Linked DNA regions of Homo sapiens: regions 1 and 3 are each linked to region 2. Evidence: chromatin contacts called from ENCODE Hi-C data. All regions are on one chromosome and are shown on one strand. The core of a region is the stretch at or near the end of the contact, and the rest is flanking DNA. Distances in the headings are between cores, read along the strand shown.

Region 1 (4,149 bases), core at 1,511-4,010, 720 kb before region 2:
AAACCCCGTCTCTACTAAAAAGACAAAAAACTAGGCAGGCGTGGTAGCATGTGCCTGTAATCCCGAAATTGCACCTCTGCACTCCAGCCTGGGCAATAAAGCAAGACTCTCTCTCAAAACAAAAAAGTGTCTTCTGGGTGACTGAAAAAAAACCTTCATTTCAGATTAAAAAAAAAAAAATCTGGCCTAGGACGGGTGCATTGGCTAGTGCCTGTAATCCCAGCACTTTGGGAGGCTGAGGCGGGTGGTTCACTTGAGGCCAGGAGTTCGAGACCAGCCTGGCCAACATAGTGAAACCCCATTTCTACTAAAAATACAAAAATTAGCCAGGTGTGGTGATACATGCCTATAATCCCAGTTGCTCAGGAGGCTGAGGCATGAGAATCGCTTGAACCCAGGTGGTGGAGGTTGCAGTAAGCTGAGATCATATTACCTGCACTCCAGCCTGGGCAAGAGAACAAGACTCTGTCTCCAAAAAAAGGAAAAAGAAAAAAGATCTGGCCTACAGCAAAAAGGCTGTCCTGCAAAGTGTGCGAAGTGGCCCCTGCTCCCTGAGACATGTTCCAATGAGCTGGGGACAGACACATTGGGGACCTCGTGGAGAGGGATTCTCAAGGCAAACGCAGACACCTCCAGGGAGAGGTTTTCCGTGAGCATGACTGGAGAGTACCCGTAACCATAAACAGAGGACGGGCCGGGCGCGGTGGCTCACATCTGTAATCCCAAGCACTCTGGAAGGCCGAGGCGGGTGGATCACCTGAGGTCAGGAGTGCCTGAACCCAGCAGACAGAGGTTGCAGTGAGCCTACACGGTGCCAACTGCACTCCAGCCTGGGCGACAGAGACTCCGTCTCAAAAAAGAAAAAAAAAAAATCAGAGGGGACTAGGCTGCTGAGGGAGAGACAAGGAGGGCCTCACCAGGGGACCTCGGCAGTCACTCCAGCTCTGATGCTTGCCATCCCGCGTGTCTGGGACAGGTCCTCTGTGCCGTGGCGTCTCCCTCCATTTCCACCACCAGAGGTACTGTTCTTATGCAGACAACCTGCCCAGGCCTTTCATGGCAGTGCAGGGCTGGAGCCTGCAGTCCGAGTCCCTCTCCCGGAAAGAGGCCTGTGCTCCATACAGAAGCCACGAGGAGCAGTAGCCCGCGAAGGTGTCAACAGTGGGCACACGGGCTCTACCCCCAGGCCCCAGCTGCTTCTCCCCACTGCTCCCTAGGGAGGCCAGTCCATGCGAGCTCTCACTTCAGACGCCTGCCCAAGTCTTCTGCCCCCCGAGCCTCACCAACAGGTCCCTTCCCCACACACTCCTCTCCATGACCTGCCTCCTCTGCTTCCACCCACCATCCTCTCAAATGAGACTGAATGCCTCCCCAAACAGTCCTGGGCCCATTACCCTATTCCCTCTACCCCATGCCCTGGTCTCGGCTCACGGCTTCCTCCAGGCCGCTTCCCCTGTCATTGACAAGCCAAGCGCCTCCTTCACAGTGGTCTCAGGTTGTCCTAACTGCCTATTTCTAGGCGTTTCTCCCACTGGCTTCATGCTCTGCGTCACTATCACCGTGTGCGCCCAAGTGCAAAGTTGGGTCCAGGGCAGGAGCCAAAAAATCAGTGAAGAAAGAACGAAGGAAAGATTAAAAATTGCTTGGGGTGGTCGGCAGATTATGCTTTGCATGTAAACTGGGCAAGTGCAAATGAATCCAAAACAGGCCGGAAACAAGATCGTGTTCGCGGGCCACAGACAGCGGAGGCGGGGCTAGCACTCGAGGGTCCACGTACATCCCCGGGCCGCGCAAACAGCGGCTTCTGTGAACCACTACATTCCTGAATGCACGTGTCCGTGCACACCCGGACCTGTGCAAACACAAATGCGGACATTCTCGGGTCCAAGTACATCCTCGAGGTCGTGCACATACGAAAACATGGAAACCCGCGGGTTCGTGCATGCCAGAGTTTTGGTGTGCGTGCTAGGGAGTGTAAGCAAGGGTATGCGCACACTTCCGAGGTTGTGCACATACAGAAAGGCGCACGCCCCAGGGTTCTGCACACAGAAGGACGTGCACACCCCCGAGGTCAGCCGGCAGACCCTTCTTGAGGAGGTAGAGGCGCCTAATTCCCCCCATATTTGGGCAACGCTGCAAGCTCTAGGCGCCATCTTCGCTCCGCGGGCAGCGGAAGGACCTGCAGACAGCGAAGCCCTGGCGCTTGGGCATTTGTTGTGCCGGCTTCCGGGCGTCCATCACGCGGAAGCCGCGCCCCAGACGCGGGAGACGCGGCGGAGCACGAAATGGCGGGCGAGGGGCGGAGCGAAGGCGGCCCGGGGCGGAGCGGCCGAGAGCCTCGCCCACTCTTGACTCCAGGCTTGGCGCACCGCCTGAACCCTTGCGCAGGCGCACAGCACGGCGCGCGTTCCCGCGTTCCTTCCGACGCGCGCTAGAACACAAAGGGCTGGAGGGAAAGCACGGAGCGCTGCAAACTTGCGGAGCGGCTCGTGGTGTGGAGCGGCCTGGAGCGGACTCTCAAGGGCCGGAGCCGGGCTCGCCGGCACTGCGCTCGGGCGCAGGGTGGGGCGCGACACGGCACTGGTTCCCTTGCCCTCTCTCTCCGGCCGTGGCCGCCTCGCGGGCCGGGGTGGGCGCCCAGGGCGCAGGCGCCGGTGCGCGGGTGGGACCAGGAGCCTCCATTTTCCCTCGCACGCGCTAATGGCGCAGCTGGGCCCTCTTCCTCTGGCGGGGGTGAAAATTCCCCTCCGGGGAAGCCCGAGGCGCTCGCTCCCCAAACTCTTTCGTCGGTGCGCGTGCTTAAAGCGGGCGGATGAAGCGTTCTTGAAAGTGCCTACACCTTTTGAGATGTGATTCTGAGTTGTTCATAGAAAAAGAAAAGACATACCCTTCCGCAAATTCATCCCCATAGTTTGCAACTTTCTACTTCAAATTGGGGTTATGGATTTGGGGGAGGCAAAAATAAGTTTAAAAATTTCCATTAAAGAGATGTTCCTGTAAAACAATGATCAAGAAAATGTTTAAAAGCAAACCTTAGCCATAAAACTAATACAAGTTCTTGGTAGAAGTTTGTTTTTGAGACGGAGTTTCGCTGTCGTTGCCCAGGCTGGAGTTCAGTGGCGCGATCTCAGCTCACTGCAACTTCCGCCTCCCGCTTTCAAGCAATTCTGCGTCAGTCTCCCTATGAGCTGGGACTACAGGCGCCCACCACCACGCCCAGTTAATTTTTGTATTTTTAGTAGAGAAGGGGTTTCACCATGTTGGCCAGGATGGTCTCGATATATTGACCTCGTGATCTGCCCGCCTCAGCCTCCAAAAGTGCTGAGATTACAGGTGTGAGCCACCGCGCCCGGCCAGTAGAAATTTTTGAAAGAAAGAATGGTAGTGTTCACCTTCCGTTTGCAGTATGCCAGGCCCTGTTTTAAGTGCATTAACTTTCATAACCAGGTCCACGTGGAAGAACTGACACACAGAGATAAGTACAGAAGTACTTAAAGGACGCGAAAGGACGAATAGTCTTTTCCACCTTCCAGTACAGCCACTGTCTGATTCAGTGGCATGGTTCCTGCCAGCGCTCTTCCGTGCATTAGGAAGTTTGGTTCATGGTTTACATACATACTGGAGCAGTTTTTGCTTCTCTGGCAGAGCTGTGGTTGGGCAAATAGAAAAAAACTCAGCAGGCTCAGAGGAGCCGGTCAACTGCCAGTTTCTCACGGTCTCTGGGGAGAGCTAGGTCCCGGCCAGTTGAGAGACCACGTTCAAAGGTTAGAATGTTAGTTATCTGGTGACTTGGGATCCAGAATGCACATAACTCTTGTGATCAGGTCATGGGGTTGGAAGGAAAAGTATCCGTATTCCTCCCTCCCTTTATTTTTTCCTACAGGGTCTCAGTAGTCAGTAGCACATTCGCAGGTCACAATTACCTTTCAAGTTTCCGCAGCTCATTTGAGGATTATGAGGAACGGCATTTTTGCAGGTCAGAATGGGGTCAAAGTAGAAGGCAGAGGGCAGGGATCATTCGTCATTGATACCTGAAGCAGCTGAGATTTTAAGGTTATTAGCCTTGCCCAAATTCATAAACTAATAGCGGAGCAGAGATCCTTCATCCAAGTTGAGGTGTCTGACTTGCAACCTCAGTTTCCAAGTCCT
Region 2 (4,508 bases), core at 1,623-4,122:
CCAGCCCCTGGCAACTCCCATCCTATTTCCTGCTTCTGTGAGTTTTGACTTCTTTAAATTCCACATATAAGTGAGGTCATGCAGTATGTGTCTTTCTGAGTCTGGCTTATTTCACTGAGCATGATGCCCTCTGGGTTCATTTATGTTGTCACAAATGACAAGATTCCCTTTTTTAATGGCTAAATAATATTTCATTGTGTATATGTTTTTAATCCATTCATCCACTGATGGACACTTAGGCTGTTTCCCTATCTTGGTTATTGTGAATAAAAAGGACACTTTTTAATGCAACTACCATGCCATTATCTTAGCTAACACAATTAAAAGTCAATCTGTAGACCGGGCGTGGTGGCTCAGCCCTGTAATCCCAGCACTTTGGGAGGCGAGGCGGACGGATCACGAGGTCAGTAGATCGAGACCATCCTGGCTAACACGGTGAAACCCCGTCTCTACAAAAAATACAAAAAGTGAACCAGGTGTGGTGGTACCTGCCTGTAGTCCCAGCTACTTGGGAGGCTGAGGAAGGAGAATGGCGTGAACCCGGGAGGTGGAGCTTGCAGTGAGCCGAGATAGTGCCACTGCACTCCAGCCTGGGCGACAGAGCGAGACTCCGTCTCAAAAACAACAACAACAACAAAAAGTGAATCTGTAATATCGTCCACCACGAAATCCATATTCAGATTCCTCCATTGTGTCAAAACTGTCTTTTTATGGCTGGTTTGTTCAAATCAGGGCTCAAATAAGGGCGCGGGTTGCATTCTTTCCAAGTCACCCCTTTTTTTTTCCCCTTTCCTTTTCATGTCATTGATTTGTTGGAAAAACTGGGTCATTGGGAGTGCATTCTCAATGCACAGCAAATAATTGGAATCCTCTATCCAGCGCTTGCCCTTGGAAAGGCCTCCATGCAGGAGGCAGCTGCCTCCCGGAACTCAGTCCTCTCTCAGCCTCTTTCCACCTCAAATCCCAACCACACACTCGCCACCCACGTCCCCGCTTCATTCTGGGAATTGCCTTTCCTCTCCCCCGCCGCCATCTTTTTGCGCAGATCACCTTAGCCTGTCTGTCTTCTGTAGTCTTCTATCTGCTTTGTCCACCACCAGAATTTGTTACTACCGAGGAGGGCCAGCAGACACAAATCCTTCCCCTAGAGGCTGGTGGGAGGAAGGAAGGCAGCTCCCAGCCCCGCAGTGAGGCTCCTGCTCCTGCTTCATGGAGGGCGATGTGCGGGAACCTTACCTGGTTCTTCCCCCGGCAGCGAGTGTGGGTGGCTGGGACAGCATCTACGTTCGTTGTCGCATCTGCAGGGCCTAGCGCAGCGCCTGGTATTTGCAGGGCATCAAGAATGATTCTTGGAGGGCTGAACAACCAGCATGAGGGCAGGCAATGGGCCTTCCTTGTCTTTGATACCGTGGCCAGGCCTGAAGAATCAGGATGAACAAGCGGAATGTGAATTTGTTATTTTTATTTTTAATTTTTCTGGTACATAGTAGGTGTCTGTATTTACGGGGTACATGAGATCAAAGTAAATTTGTGACAAAGCATTCAGTTATATTCTCTCCACTCCTGAAAGATTCTCTTCACCTTCAGTTAAAGCAAATCATGCTGTAGGACGTCACTGTTGAGTCATTCTCCGGGGGCTCCCAGAGACACGGCATTCTCGTTTTCACTCTGAGAATTAAATCTTGTGCCGGGTGTCACAGTCATCTCTGTTGTGGACATTTCCCTCTGAACTAACCAGCGATGGTTACTGGAAACCACGGCTCCTCCACCTCCCTCCACAGGCTTTCTCCCCTTCCCTTCCACACTTCTGGGGTTTGCCTGGGGATCCAAGTCTCTACACTGGTGAAGCAGGCACAGCTGTCAGGTCACAGACTCACGTGTGCAGGACCATAGCTTCTGGGTCATCAAGCTCATGGAAGCCCCCGGGACAGTCATGTGGGCACACGTTGGAGGGATGTGGATTTGCCCCTTTCCACACCACAGCTTTGCCCTGTCCAATGTCCAGTGGTGGGTAATTTCCTGGGAAGTCTCCTTGAGGTCCTCTCTGGGACCCGGCATCTGGGACCAAGATGCTGTTGTGTGTGTAATGAATGGCAGAAGGCATCTTCATGGAGAGGCTTCTCACTTCACTACTCTTGCTGGTCCTCCTCCTGGGCTAGGGCCAGGGAGAAGAGGGACAGCCCGAGGGCCCCTTCCTAAGACAGACCCTGTGTTAGGCCATTCTTATGTTGCTATAAAGAAATACCTGAGGCTGGATAATTTATAAAGAAAAGAGGTTTAATTGGCTCACTGTTCTGTAGACTTTATATGAAGTGTGGTGCCGGCATCTGCCCTGCTTCTGATGAGACCTTGCTTGCAATTTTGGCAGAAGGCGAAGAGGAAGCGGCATCTCACATGGCCAGAGTGGGAGCAGAGGAGGGGTGGGGAGGTGCCGCACACTTTCAAACAGCCAGATCTCGCAAGAAGGAACTCGCTGCTGAGAGGACAGCACCAAGGGGAGGGCGCAAGATCATTCATGGGAAATCCACCCCCATGATCCAACCCCCTCCACCAGGCCCCGCCTCCAGCACTGGGGATGACAGTTCAACATGAGATTTAGAGGGGACAACACCCAAACTCCATCAGACCCTGGACGGGGATAGCTCTTAGCTCTCCAGGCTCTTGCTCCGTGACCTACTCTGGCATTGTTGCCTCTCTTGCTTGGCCCCCCAGCTGGGGATGCCCGGAGACAAACATGGGCACTGCTGCTCCTGCCAGGAAATTCCTGAGCCCAGACATCTCTTAGCACCCATGCCCAGGGCTGGCTGGGCTTCTTGGCCCTCCACGGAGGGGCTGGCTAGTGGGAGAGGAGAGGAGGTGCACAGGAAGGAGGGGCTGCTCTGGAAGGCAATAGCCAGCCAAGCTCTCGGGCAGTCTGGGGGCGGGGAGCCAGCCAGGATGCTGTCCTGCTAACAGGGGATGGCTCCGGATGTAGATGGGCCTTGACCTGGCTCTAGTCCAAGCACTGCCCGGGATGGCCTCTGCTGGGGCCTCAGTTTCCACCTCTCTACAATGGGCACAGTTGTGCTACAGAGAGCGCTCTCTCTCTCCTCTCTCTCTCTTTCTCTCCTCTCTCTCTCTTTCTCTCCTCTCTCTCTCTTTTCTCTCTCCCTCCTCTCTCCTCTTCTCGTCTCTTCTCTCCTCTTCTCTTCTCTTCTCTTCTCTTCAGGTCACAAGGACAAATCCTAGGGGAACAGAAGCAGGATGGAACTCTGACTTCAGAGCCCCAGGGTCGTGCTCTCACTCTGTTCATTGGCAATGATGAAGGAAAAATTGGTCTGCTTTCACCCAGCTCTCCCTAGCCTGCCCCTTCTCCTGCCCCTTCCGTGTCTCTTCCCCCTTACCCCATTCTTGTGGATGGGGGTGGGGGTGGAGAGTGGGGGGTTCCTTCTTCTGGGTCTGGTGCCCACCCTCCCCATCGGGCCCTTCTCAAACAGCCAAGCTCCCATCTCCCACTGGCTGCCCCTGGCCTTTGGACCCTGCCACCCTGCAGCCCCCTGAAGTCCCTTCCCCCATGGCCCACCCTCCCTCTGCTCTTTTGGCTTGGCCTCCCTCTCTGCTCTTCACTCCTCCTGTGCCATTGACCTCCCTTTTGGCCTTTCTCTGGCCTCCAGCCACCAGGGCAGATGCTCTACTGCCCCCTGCCGCTCTCCCCCCACACCTGCCTCTTCCACCTGCCCTCCATTGGCCCTTCCTGCAAAACGTCCTGGGGGCCTGAGTGGGGAATGGAGGCTGGAGGGCAGTGGCTGGGTCCCTTGTGGGGTTGGTCTGGGACTCCTGCCCCTGAGGACTAAGTAATTCTCTCTCTCAGCTGCTCTGCTGGGGACACTCCCTGAGGGAGGCAGGGCCAGGAGGCCCGGCTGAGGCAGGAGAAGGAGGCAGAAGAAGGAGGCAGGCCCTTGCCTCTGTCCTGGGCCCCCTTTCTGTGATCTTCTGGCATTCTCAGGGGTCTGCCCAGCCCTGGAGTGTGAGTGTGGGGGTGGCCCCTCTGAACGTATTCTTGCTGTTCTGTTGGTTCTGACAGTGTCCTTCCTGCCCCTTCTGGTCTGTGTCACATTCACTTTAATCTCAAAATGTTTTCTGAAATTGCTCAGAAAAGAAAAGGCCCAGTATAGCCCCCATCACAGGGAGGGTAGCTCAGAGGGGGCCACTACCCCGGGCATCAGGCTCCCCTGCACTCTGGATCCCAGAATGTCCAGGACCCCTGGGCTGGAGAACAAAGGGCCATCTCTCAATGATCAGTCAATAACTCATCAAATATTTCTTAAAGAGAGCAGACAGGATCCCTTAGATCTTACAATGTAAGATGCAAATAGATATCAAACAAATACTTGAAATATTTTAATGTTTAAGATATTTAAAAAGCACAACTTTTGGAGGAAGATGAAGGCATGACATGAGCTGATAAAGGGGACCCCGAGTTGAGCTGGAGATCAGGGAAGGCCTCCCTGGGGGAGTGACGTTCAACC
Region 3 (4,104 bases), core at 450-2,949, 720 kb after region 2:
CATTAGCCCATTGTCACCTCTCAGTGCCGTCTTCTTCCTGCTTGGTGACCATGGGCTGGCTGGACTTTGAGCTCCGCTGGCTCATCTTCCCTTCACTAGAGAGCAAGTGAAAGAGAGATGACAGGGATGCCTGTCTGGGAGTGGTGGCACTGGGCACTGAAAACCAGTCTGGTGCCACCACTACTGCTGATAATAGCAATAGCTTTTGCTTTCTTGGGGCTGTACCAGCGCCAGAAGTAGCCTTAGCACAGAGTCCCAATTAGACAAGTTTCCATACATTTTTACATTCCACACATTTTCATTTTTATCAAGAATGTACAGTCATCCCTTGGTATCCAGGGGGAATTGGTTCCAGGACCCTCCATGGATACCAAAATCCATGGATGCTCAAGTCCCTGATATAAAAGGTGTAGTATTTACATATAACCTATGCACATCCTCCTGTATATTTTAAATCATCTCTAGACTTATAATACCTAATACAATGTAAATGCTATACAAATAGTTATACTGTATTTTAAATTTTTATATTACTTTTTATTGTTGTTATTTATGTTTTTAATTTTTAGAAAATATTTTGCATTCATGGTTGGTTAGATCCATGGATACAGAATCCACAGATAAGAAGAAATGACCGTATTGATGTACTTGTCTTTTTTTTTTTTTTTTTTTGAGATGGAATTTCACTCTTGTTGCCCAGGCTAAAGTGTAATGGTGTGATCTTGGCTCGCCAAAACCTCTGCCTCCCTGGTTCAAGCGATTATCCTGCCTCAGCCTCCTGAGTAGCTGGAATTACAGGCATACACCATGACACCCAGCTAATTTTGTATTTTTAGTAAAGACAGGGTTTCTCCACGTTGGTCAGACTGGTCTCATTGTCTTACATTTTTTAAAGATGATTTCCAGGCTTCTCTGACCAGATATGTAAAAAATACCAGAACAGAAGAATAAAAAAAGCAGAAGCAGCACTCACTCTCTACCTGCTTGCCTTTTTTGTTGGGTCTCATCTGCTTTCACTTCCTCCTACCAAGTATTCAGAGATCCTGAAGTGATTCTAGGGCTAAGAGCCACATAGATGGGCTCAGAGCAGAACCGGTCCCCAACTACACAGCCTGGAAAGTGTGACAACAGACAGGCGTTTGGATTTTAATTCTTCTAAAAAGATCCTTTTTAGACAGAGTTGTCTTTTGGAGTGGGGATAAAGGAGGCCTGGGGGAGAAGAGAGGGTTCAGAGGTCACGGGGAATCATCCAATCCTACACAAAGCCTCAGAACAGGCATGATGTTCAAACAGCTCCAGTCCAGCCATTTGCAGATGTAAGAGAATAGGAAGATGATGTGAGTCACGGCATCCTTGAGTTTCTCCAACAGCCAATCCCTGCAATTTAAAAAATCTGATTGCCTCGTTATTTATTTGTAACTGAATTCTATTGTATACCTGTAGAGTGAAGCTGGGTAGACATTAAATAACAAGTATGAAAGGGAACCCTACCAGAGATGAAGGACAGACGGGAAAGGAGACGATGACCCACCTGAAGTTGAGATTGCTGTCTCCACTTGCCATCTGCCCCTGCTGGCCCTGCTGGGCCATGAGCTTGGCCTAGGATCACACCCGATTCGATTTTCACTGCCCCGTTCCTTCCTGCAGCTCTGAGGTGAAGCTGCCAACTGCCCCTCGGTGCTCAGTCAAAGAGGAAAAGAAAAGTGAAATTGCCTAACTAGCTGACGTGGGTGCACCAACTCTACAGTCCTCCCTCCACCCAATCTCCATGACGTCTCTCAGTCAAGGGAGGAGGAGCAGAGCCAGCCCCACGAGGCCACGGAAGACAGGGTCACTTGTTCCTGCCAAGGAAAGAGGGTGGAAAAGTCATTCAACTCAAGCAGATCAAAGTTGTTTTGAGGTAAGGTGGCATCATGAGGAGGAAGTAAACTCTGTATTTGTCCCCACCCCTTGCTGAGGTGGCTGAGAAGGACAAGTGAAGACCAGACATTTCAAATCTTCAGTCAGGCTCCAGGGCTGGCCATGCACCTTAGTGAGCCTGGGCTGGATGGCTTAGGCCCAGTGTTTGGACATGGGGCCAGGGAGAACTGAAATAGCATGCATTAGAAAGTGGGGGAGATGCTCTTAGCACTCCATGAAAGCAGACAGAGGTAAAAGACAACTCTCTCAACTCCTCCAGCCAAAGGCAAGTGCTGAGGTTGGGCAGAGAAATGAGGTGCAATTCTAAGTTTTCTCAAATATGTGGGCACTTTACAACAGCAGCCAGGGGTGACTGGGAAAAAAATGAGCTTCAACCATTTCACTGAAATCTTGAGGAGAGTGACAGCCTTCTCACTGGATGGGGAAAGGGTTTGGAGCTGAGATTATCTAGACCTTCAAGGACAATATGATACAGGAGGATAGCTGTATTACATTTATGTTTGCACACAATTTTTCATTTATACCCAGCCCTCATTCTGTAAAGGATTTGAAACAATTTACAAAAACACACTATATCAGCATAAAGTCGAGTGATAAACAAATGGAAGCAAAGGGCAAATATAAAAAATATAACCACAGGACTAGAAATCCAGGCAGAAAAATGGGTCAAAGACAGGGGGCTGATGAGAGCCAGGGTATGGGTAGAATCCAGGGCCAGTGACAGAACAGTAGTGAGGATTGAAAAGCCAGAGGCAAAGCAGTATTTTTCCAAAACATGTGCTCCTGAATCCTACTTTTTCTGGTTCATTACACATATGCAAGGAAATTTGCATACATAAGTTTGCAAAATACAGAGTGCAAGAAATTTCTACCCCTTCCACACTTCTGCTTTCTTTCTACCAAAGGAACAAACACCAATCTGGTTGAGACAAACTCTAGAACACTGATGAGGACACCTTTTCCAGTATCTCTCTCTCTCTCCTCTCTCTCTCTCTCTCTGTCCTCTCTCTCCTCTGTCTCCCTCTCTCTCCCTCTCTCTCCCTCCCTCTCCCTCCCTCTCCCTCTCTCTCCCTCCCTCTCCCTCCCTCTTTAAAACAAGAAGGAAAAGTATGCTGGGCTTCTGTTAGACACAGCTGTCCTCTCCTCCCAGTCTCCATGGGGCTCCAACAAGGCCTGGTACAGACTATACCGCCTGCTCCAGCATCCCCTCTCTCTCTTCTCTCTGCCCTTAGGCAGTAGGCAGACCCAGGACACCAATGAACTGGACATTTTTGAAAATGTGCCAGCTTCTTTTGCTTATAAGCACAAGGCCATTGGTGTTCCTCAGCTGACTGGTGGTAAGATTGGTACTTCAGGGGTACTGCTGCTACTACTAGAAAGCCCTACTTTGCAACACCATGCATTAGCCCAGGTAAGGATAGCCTGAAATTTCAGTTCTATTTCCCACTATCTTGTTTTTCCCTATGCTCACTACAGAACCTCTCCTGGGTAAGGGATTCCTGGGCCAGGCATATGTAGGACCATCAGACCATCTCTGGTTCCCAATGTCTTCCTTTACTGCCACGTGACCAGTGGAGTCAGAAGGCTCCGGCCTGCCTCCTGGCTCTGTTCCCCCATCCAGATTTAGGCCAAGTAGGTCATAATCCCCAAAGGTAAATCAATGCTTTCATTCTACCTGGAAGATTTCTCTTCATTTTGCTAAGCATGCTAGAATCTGACACCTGGAATTGGGGAAATGAATTGTATAGAGTCTTGATCACAATCCAGTGCTGTAATTTAATTTGCCAACTTACCCCTATTTGCCCACAACTCCAAAATTCCTGACTCTGAACGCTAATGGGGATGTTCACTGTTTTTATGTCCAATTATGTCAGATAACCAATCCCAGATTGATCATATTTCCTTGAATATCTCTTGCCTATAATTCAACCTCTGGTGCCCAACATTTTTATCAGTCAGGATTTGGGAGTAAAAGTAATCCAAACTGACTCTGGCTAACTCAGGCAAAAAGTCAATTTCTTAGAACTATATTGGGTAGCTCACAGAATGTATGGGAAAGCCAGAGGACTAGGTTAAGAAAGTAGGCAGTCCAGGCAGGTTATATTGACTCACTTGCCCTTTGTCATAATATAGTTGAAAGATATCTGGATCACCTGGACATCCCATAGAATGTCAGACTGGGCT

What was found. A loop is a pair of places that touch in the nucleus more often than their neighbours do. Pooled maps may share reads with other maps.
Region 1: a pooled map shows a loop between it and region 2 (2.8-fold over the local background). The contact joins two enhancer-like sites. A Hi-C loop is called at or near these places in 5 of 37 single-sample maps with no recorded cell type and 3 of 50 pooled maps.
Region 3: a map with no recorded cell type shows a loop between it and region 2 (5-fold over the local background). The contact joins the promoter of SP140 here to the enhancer-like site in region 2. A Hi-C loop is called at or near these places in 7 of 37 single-sample maps with no recorded cell type and 4 of 50 pooled maps.

What each region holds. Positions count from the first base shown.
Region 1 is chr2:231,660,627-231,664,775 of GRCh38, reverse strand. No RefSeq gene overlaps it. Among named protein-coding and RNA genes, the nearest start is that of PTMA, 46 kb to the left of the region's middle. RefSeq lists enhancers at 1-2,231, 2,164-2,458 and a silencer at 2,572-2,771. Within about 2 kb of position 2,760, at least 35 of the 41 ENCODE cell types and tissues checked have a DNase peak (open chromatin) inside an H3K27ac peak, as active enhancers do.
Region 2 is chr2:230,941,700-230,946,207 of GRCh38, reverse strand. It overlaps a transcript of GPR55 not described here. Among named protein-coding and RNA genes, the nearest start is that of GPR55, 19 kb to the right of the region's middle. RefSeq lists enhancers at 2,100-2,319, 2,630-2,839, 3,770-3,819. Within about 2 kb of position 2,872, at least 2 of the 41 ENCODE cell types and tissues checked have a DNase peak (open chromatin) inside an H3K27ac peak, as active enhancers do.
Region 3 is chr2:230,223,331-230,227,434 of GRCh38, reverse strand. SP140 (SP140 nuclear body protein) reads right to left here and starts at 1,699. Exons shown (of 27, transcript NM_007237.5): 1 at 1,532-1,699. The coding sequence starts at 1,590. It also overlaps a transcript of SP110 not described here. RefSeq lists enhancers at 1,110-1,159, 1,180-1,259, 1,330-1,379, 1,610-1,819.